Regions from separate parts of the Homo sapiens genome. Here region 2 is linked to region 1. A link is an interaction called in ENCODE POLR2A ChIA-PET data of the cell type or tissue named here. Cell type or tissue: Caco-2. All regions are shown on one strand.

Evidence for each region. Peaks named below come from ENCODE experiments on the same cell type or tissue, not always from the same donor. Only the 100,000 strongest peaks of a DNase experiment are listed, where the experiment ranks them.
Region 2: POLR2A ChIA-PET joins it to region 1 with 7 read pairs; 2 of 35 experiments call an interaction of 5 or more read pairs at or near these places.

What each region holds. Positions count from the first base shown.
Region 1 is chr20:62,260,444-62,264,443 of GRCh38, reverse strand. It overlaps OSBPL2 (oxysterol binding protein like 2), which reads right to left. Exons shown (of 14, transcript NM_144498.4): 4 at 753-828. Among named protein-coding and RNA genes, the nearest start is that of OSBPL2, 24 kb to the right of the region's middle. In Caco-2, a CTCF peak has its summit at 3,902 (motif pointing right); a DNase peak (open chromatin) is centred at 2,153.
Region 2 is chr20:62,068,936-62,072,935 of GRCh38, reverse strand. No RefSeq gene overlaps it. Among named protein-coding and RNA genes, the nearest start is that of TAF4, 5.1 kb to the right of the region's middle. In Caco-2, no CTCF peak of the experiment used is centred here; no DNase peak of the experiment used is centred here.

The DNA of each region.
Region 1 (4,000 bases):
CAGGAGGCACGGGACACTCCCCGCCCCTGTGAGGCACAGCTTGGGTTCTCACAGTCAGGAAAGATCATGAAAGGGAAAGTCTGTAACTTCTGGGTGCTCATTCCCAGCTGGTTTTTCTGTCCCAAACCCTGAGCACCTGACAAAGGCTGACACCCCTCCTGCAGCTCAGCATGTGGCCAGGGAGGGTGCCACGGAAGCCCCACCCACCTCACGCAGGCCACAGGGCTGGATGGGTGCTTGCAGGATGGTTCTTATGTCCCGTTTCACCTACAGAACACCTCTTCCCCTGACTTGCTTGTTCTTTTCCTGTTTTATTGTCTTAATCTCATGCTGTTTATAAACATGAGAGTGCATTTTTTTTCTTTTTTTTTTTTTTTTGAGATGGAATCTCACTCTTGTCACCCAGCCTGGAGTGCAATGGCACGATCTCGGCTCACTGCAACCTCCGCCTCCTGGGTTCACGCCATTCTCCTGCCTCAGCCTCCCGAGTAGCTGGGACTACAGGCGCCCTCCACCACGCCCAGCTAATTTTTGGAATTTTTAGTAGAGACGGGGTTTCACTGTGTTAGCCAGGATGGTCTCGATCTCCTGACCTCGTGATCCGCCCACCTCGGCCTCCCAAAGTGCTGAGATTATAGGCGTGAGCCACCGCGCCCGGCCAAGAGCGCATTTTCTTAAACCACCAGCACTGCAATACCTTCCCAGGAGTCAGTGGTGCAGCCCCATGTGTGAACACGGGCCCCCGGACTCACCAGGCCAACACACTTCTTCAGGATGGTCCACACGCTGAAGTCGCTTCTGCTGAACATGGGAGCCGGCAGCGATGTCCTGCGAAGCACAAAAGGGGTGCGTGTGGGTGAATTCAACACAGGACTCTGACCACTCAAGGAGGCTGTGCTCAATGACGATTTCTCTTTAATTTTTACTCCTAAACATTGGCATTTCTACATTCTGGCATGCCTAGGGACACAGGGCACGACTGCTGCCTAGAGGCCTTCCACACCCATGTTCCCAGGGCTTCCTGGGAATGGTCATGACAACAAAGATGACTCTGCAGTCTTGGCCCCGCAGTGGCCCTGCTGTTGTTTCCTCTCAGAGCTGGAGGACAGGGTGGCAGCTGGAGGGAGTCCCTCTGCCCGCAGAGCCCACAGCCTTCTGGGGGCTCCTGCTGGGTCCCTGGGGCAGCGGCCAGACCACAGGCAGAGGTAAGAGGGCAGCAAGAGTGACCTGAATTAAAAGCTGTTCCGCCCTTTAAACACGTGCTTGCTTTCCTGAGGAGCATTTCTTTCCAGGTAATCTTCCAGTCGGCTGCAAGGCGGAGCCCATGCCCTCATGCTTGCACCAGGAGACCCTCACCCCCACCACTGCTCACCACTCATCAACCGGGACCACTGACCCGGGGCCCTGGTCTCCCCACCAGGAACGTGGAGCTGGAATGAGATACTGTCTCCATCTAGGAGGGGAGCGCCTGAATGGAGACATAAACTTGGATTTGGGGAGAGGCGTGCCAGACCCACACAGGACACCACAGAGCAGGGTGCAAAGAAGGTGCTGCAGAGTAGGGGCCCGGGGCTCCCTGCTGCTCACAGCCCTCCAGGGACACCCCAGGGCTCTCCTGCTGAACTCCCATTTCATGGAAGCTGCTTTGAGGGGCGTTTTGCCTCACACCCAGCAGAACCTTGGCACCAACACTCTGACCTCCAGAGTGATGAAAGCACGAGCTCTTGTCTGCTCTGCTCCCGAGCTATGCCCCGGGAATGCCACGTCAGGGCAGCTGGGTCAGGGCACACTACTGGTGTCAGGGGGCAGGAGGGAAAGGACATGGCAGCTATGAGGCAGGGTGGAAAAGAAAAGGAACATCTGCTGAGTACCAGGCCCGGGCTGCCGGAAGCCAGCACCCAGCTCTGCTCCGCCATCGTCCGTGCACACATTCAGTGAATACTTTGTGATTCGGAGGTGCTACCAGGAGGGGAAAGTGGCTCTGCAGAAGGTCAGGTCGCATCCCCCAAGGATACGACCCTGCATGGAGATGGGATGCGTAGGAACAACAGACATGAAAGAAGAGAAAAGAGGCCCCAGGCCAAGGGAGCAGAGGGAGCTGACACACCCGAGGACCTGAAAGAGGCCCCTGCAGCTGGGACGGGAGGCAACAGGGCTCGGGGCCAGGCCTGAGGGCACAGGTGAGGGTGCTGGCTTTCTTCCTAAGAGGTGAGTGACCACATGGTGCACTGTCCGAGCTGGGTCATTTCTTCTAGTATAACAGGGCGCCATTCACAGTTCTGTAGGAGCAGGAGTGTGAGGCCGGCCATGTGGTCATCCTGCCTGAGTTTTAGGCAGAGGGTGACGGGGTGGGGGGGGGGTCCAGATCTGTCTTTTGAAAAGTGCCTCTGGGCTGGGCATGGTGGCTCCTACCTTTAATCACAATACTTTGGGAGGCCGAGGCAGGTGGATCACTTGAGGAGGTCAAGACTAGCCTGGCCAACACGGCGGAACCCTGTCGCTACTAAAAATACAAAAATTAGCCAGGCATGGTGGCACATGCCTGTAATCCCAGCAACTCGGGAGGCTGAGGCAAGAGAATCATCTGAACCTGGGAGGCAGAGGTTTCCGAGGTCACGCCACTGAACTCCAGCCTGGGCGACAGAGTGAGACTCCGTCTCAAACACAATAAATACACATATACACAAATGCCTCTGCACAACAACAGGAATAAAAGGCAGGGATGCAGAGGCCACTCTGGAAACAAGGGTGGTTGGGTAGACGGGCATGTTGCAGAGCAAATGGAAGAACTGAAGGACCTAACAGCATTTAAAGCGACCACAGAGTCAGGGCTAGAAAACGGGGAATGCAGGAGCGGGGGTGGGGGCTCCCATATCTGTAGGGTGAGAGAACGAACAAACAACAGGTGAGATGCACATGTGGGTGCCAGAGTGGACCCACCAAGCAGGCGTGTGGGCCTACAGCTCGAAGGAGAGCCTGAGGCCAGGCTGGAGCAGCTCCCTGGAGCTGAGACACACATTAGCGGCTGTGCCTGGAGCCTGCAACGCAATGCCACCAGCTCCAGGGCCACTGCCTGTCCCACCTGACACTTGTCCTGCCTTTGTGCCTTTTTTTTTTTTTTTTTTTTGGAGATGGAGTCTCACTCTGTCACCCAGGCTGGAGTGCAGCGGCGTGACCTCGGCTCACTGTAACCTCTGCCTCCCGGGTTCAAGTGATTCCCCTGCCTCAGCCTCCAGAGTAGCCGGGACTACAGATGCGCACAGCCACGCCCAGCTAATTTTTTGTATTTTAGTAGAGATGGGGTTTCTCCATGTTGGCCAGGATGGTCTCAATCTCCTGACCTCATGATCCGCCCACCTCGGCCTTCCAAAGGACTGGGATTATAGGCATGAGCCACTGCGCCTGGCTCGTGCTTCTATCAACAAAGACTGAAGACTTCTTCCCTTTATTTTTTGAGCCAGGGTGTTGCTCTGTTGCCCATACTAGAGTGCAGCGGCGCCATCGTAGCTCACCATAGCCTCGAACTTCTGGGCTCAAGGGATCCTCCTGACTCAGCCTCCCAAGTAGCTGGGACCAGAGGCGTGCACCACCATGCCCAGCTAATTATTTTAATTTTTTTCTAGCAGTGGGGTCTTGCCATGTTGCCCAGGCTGGTCTCCAACTCCTGGGCTCAAGTGATCCACCTGTCTCAGCCTCCCAAAGTGCTGGGATTACAGGCATGAGCCACCGCGACCAGCCAAGGACTGAAGACTTCTTGTGATGGCCACTGTCACTGGACTCTACCTACATGAAAACGAACGTGGAGGAGGAGGAAAGGGAATGAGGTCTTGCTACAACAAGGAAATTAAACGCTTCTTGTCCTGTAGGGGTCAGAGCTGAACACACTGCAATAGAACTCCGCTGAGACAGAGGATGAACTTGGCCGCCCATGGAAAAGCAGGCAGATCTGTAGGAAATCAGCAAGGGGTCTGATGATCAAGACGCCATGTACTGTTTGCCA
Region 2 (4,000 bases), 190 kb after region 1:
TGGCTTTTTATTGGAGTTTTATTTGCCCTGCATGGCATGGCCTGTTACCTGACTTTAGTCTAGGAGCTGTGAAAACCCGGTACCGTTTTCCTCTTCCAAGTGTTGACACCTTCAGAATGTGCCTGCTGTGTTCACGCTCTGGTGACTTCAGGTAAGTGTTGTTTCCTATTTTGCCCAGAGTTTATAGTGCTGCCTTTGGAAGGGTTAGTTCAATAGGCGTTTACTCCACCATACCGGAAACAGAAGCCCAGCTTGTCCATTTCTGTAAATAAATAAATAAAAAAGCTTGGATTTAAATATTCATTTTGTGTACAATCTGTAGATCATTTTGGGAGAAATGACATTTTTACAATATTGAGCCTCTGACTCTTTTTTTTTAAATTTTTTTATTATACTTTAAGTACTAGGGTACATGTGCACAACGTGTAGGTTTGTTACATATGTATACATGTGCCATGTTGGTATGCTGTACCCATTAACTCGTCATTTACATTATGTATATCTCCTAATGCTATCCCTCCCCGCTCCCCCCACCCCACAACAGGCCCCAGTGTGTGATGTTCCCCTTCCTGTGTCCATGTGTTCTCATTGTTCAATTCCCACCTATGGGTGAGAACACGCGGTGTTTGGTTTTTGGTCCTTGTGATAGTTTGCTGAGAATGATGGTTTCCAGCTTCATCCACGTCCCTACAAAGGACATGAACTCATCATTTTTTATGGCTGCATAGTATTCCATGGTGTATATGTGCCACATTTTCTTAATCCAGTCTATCATTGATGGACATTTGGGTTGGTTCCAAGTTATTGTGACTAGTGCCGCAATAAACATAAGTGTGCATGTGTCTTTACAGCAGCATGATTTATAGTCCTTTGGGTATATACCCAGTAATGGGATGGCTGGGTCAAATGGTATTTCTAGTTCTAGATCCCTGAGGAATCGCCACACTGACTTCCACAATGGTTGAACTAGTTTACAGTCCCACCAACAGTGTAAAAGTGTTCCTATTTCTCCACATCCTCTCCAGCACCTGTTGCTCCCTGACTTTTTAAAGATCACCATTCTAACTGGTGTGAGATGGTATCTCATTGCGGTTTTGATTTGCCTTTCTCTGATGGCCAGTGATGATGAGCATTTTTTCATGTGTCTGTTGGCTGCATAAATGTCTTCTTTTGAGAAGTGTCTGTTCATATCCTTCGCCCACTTGTTGATGGGGTTGTTTTTTTCTTATAAATTTGTTTGAGTTCATTGTAGATTCTGGATATTAGCCCTTTGTCAGATGAGTAGATTGCAAAAATTTTCTCCCATCATTCTGTAGGTTGCCTGTTCACTCTGATGGTAGTTTCTTTTGCTGTGCAGAAGCTCTTTAGTTTAATTAGATCCCATTTGTCAATTTTGGCTTTTGTTGCCATTGCTTTTGGTGTTTTAGACATGAAGTCCTTGCCCATGCCTGTGTCCTGAATGGTATTGCCTAGGTTTTCTTCTAGGGTTTTTATGGTTTTAGGTCTAACGTTTAAGTCTTTAATCCATCTTGAATTAATTTTTGTACAAGGTGTAAGGAAGGGATCCAGTTTCAGCTTTCTACATATGGCTAGCCAGTTTTCCCAGCACCATTTGTTAAATAGGGAATCCTTTCCCTATTTCTTTTGTCATGTTTGTCAAAGATCAGATAGTTGTAGATGTGTGGTATTATTTCTGAGGGCTCTGTTGTGTTCCATTGGTCTATATCTCTGTTTTGGTACCAGTACTATGCTGTTTTGGTTACTGTAGCCTTGTAGTATAGTTTGAAGTCAGGTAGTGTGATGCCTCCAGCTTTGTTCTTTTGGCTTAGGATTGACTTGGCAATGCGGTATTGAGCCTCTGACTCGAACCCAGTGTATCCCTCTGTGTATTTTTTTTCCCCTAATTTCTCTCAATCATGGTTTACAATCTTCTGACTATAGGTCTTACATTTCTTTTTGTTAGTTTGATATTCAGGTATTTGGTTTTTGATGCTCTTGTAAAGGGTCTTACTTTAAAAGTTTCATTTTTTACACTCAAATTGACGCTTGATGGTCAGCATCTATTATCTTAGCTTTATATGTCCCATCCTAACTATGCTTACTGAGCAAACTTTACCAATGACAAACCTGTGGTTTGTTAAATCTTCCAAAGCACCTGCAATGGAACTAAAGGTTTTTAGGAAGGTGGTTTTTTTGTTTTTGTTTTTGGCAGGGGGGCAGTGTCTTCCTCTATCACCCAGGCTGGATTGCAATGGCACAATCTCAGCTCACTGCAACCTCTACCTCCTGGGCTCAGTAGCTGGAACTACTGGCACTTGCCATCATGCCCGGCTACAGTTTGTATTTTTGTAGAGATGGGCTTTTGCCACGTTGGCCAGGCTGGTCTTGAACCTCAGATGATCTGGCCACCTTGGCCTCCCAAAGTGCTGGGATTATAGGTGTGAGCCACTGCGCCCAGCCAGGAGGTGCTTGGGTTTTATAAACTGGGTATGTGAACAGAATATGGGGAAAGTTATTTTAGGAAGTAACCAAAGCAACAATAGCACTCCTAAGAAACTCCTGGGTGGACCTCGTGCTTAGAAAGTGGAGCCCAGTAGCGTTGCACCTTTCCAGGTTAGGGAGGAGTCTAGAGGCCACAGGCTTCTCTCACCGGAAAGGTCATTTCTTGCTTGCACCTTGGGAAGGAGGAAGCGTCCCAGGAAGGCTGACTTGTTGGAGTGCCATCAGGACAACGCCGTTTACTCCTGAGCTTTGAAATGCGCTGCTGTCTGAGTTAAGCTAGTAAAATCCATCCGCGATGGCTATGGTTAGCCATTTGTGGGAGTCAGCCAAGAGGCTGTTGTAAATGAGTCACTCAAGAGTTTGCAGACAGCCCCGCTTGGGAGATCTGGGTCAATTTCAGGGAGGAAGCAGGCCTGACTCTTGACTATAATTTAGTGAGCAGGCATCTAATCCGTGGCGCCTGGTGTGTGGATGCATGGGCTGGTCAACTGCGCAGTGCCAGCTCTGCCAGCTTTGGGGTCCAAGTCCAAGGTTTCTGCCCCTTCCAAGAATGAAACCTGGGCTGCTGACTTAACTTCAAGCTCCAGTCCCCCCTCATCTGTACAACAGGCTCCACCTGGCCCTTGATCACGTGTCAGGCCTGATTAATGCTAGTGCCTGGCCAAGCCCTGACCCTGGCGAGAGAGTCCTGGCCGAGCAGATCTGAGAATCCTCATTTTCTTGGGAAAGCAGGGCAGGGGTTGGAGGTGTCTTGGCCAGTGGACTTCTCTACTCCGGAACTCTCAAGTCACAGGCTACTGTCTCAGGCTCCAGCCTCCCCAGACTTGTGTCCCAGGGTGAAGGGGCCAGGCTAAGTGCCTCTTACCAAAGGTCTCCCTGTAAGTGAACAGTAAGTAGCCATCCCGTATACTAGCTTGAATAGTGTCCCCTCAAACCATATCCACCAGAACATGAGGATGTGACCTTATCTGGAAGCAGGGGCTTTGCAGACATAATTGGTAAAGGATCTCATGATGAAATCGTTTTGGATTTAGGGAGGTCTTGAATCCAATGACTGGTATCCTTATAAAAGGAGAGGACACAGACACACAGGGAGAAGGTCAGGAGAAGACAGAGACTGGAGTGATGTGACCACAAGCCCAGGAATGCTTGGAGCCACCGGAAGCTGGAGGAAGCAGGAAGGATCCTCCCCTAGAGCCTCTAGAGGGAGTGCAGCCCTGCCCACACCCTGGTTCTGGCTTCTACAGCTGTGAGAATCCACCTGTTGTTGAAGTTGCATACGTTTGTGATCATTCGTTAAGGCAGCCTTGAGAAACGCATCCCTCTGCATTTACAGAGCAATTAGGTGGCCACAAGTTTCTCCCTGGGATGTGGATTCATTTGTGACCAGAGACATCCCCCCTGAGTCTGCAAGACTGACGAACGCTGCCAGCGGGGCTGGTGGACACCCCAAAAACATTCAGCTGCTATCTAGCTGCACGCCTTTTTCTTTGCGGAG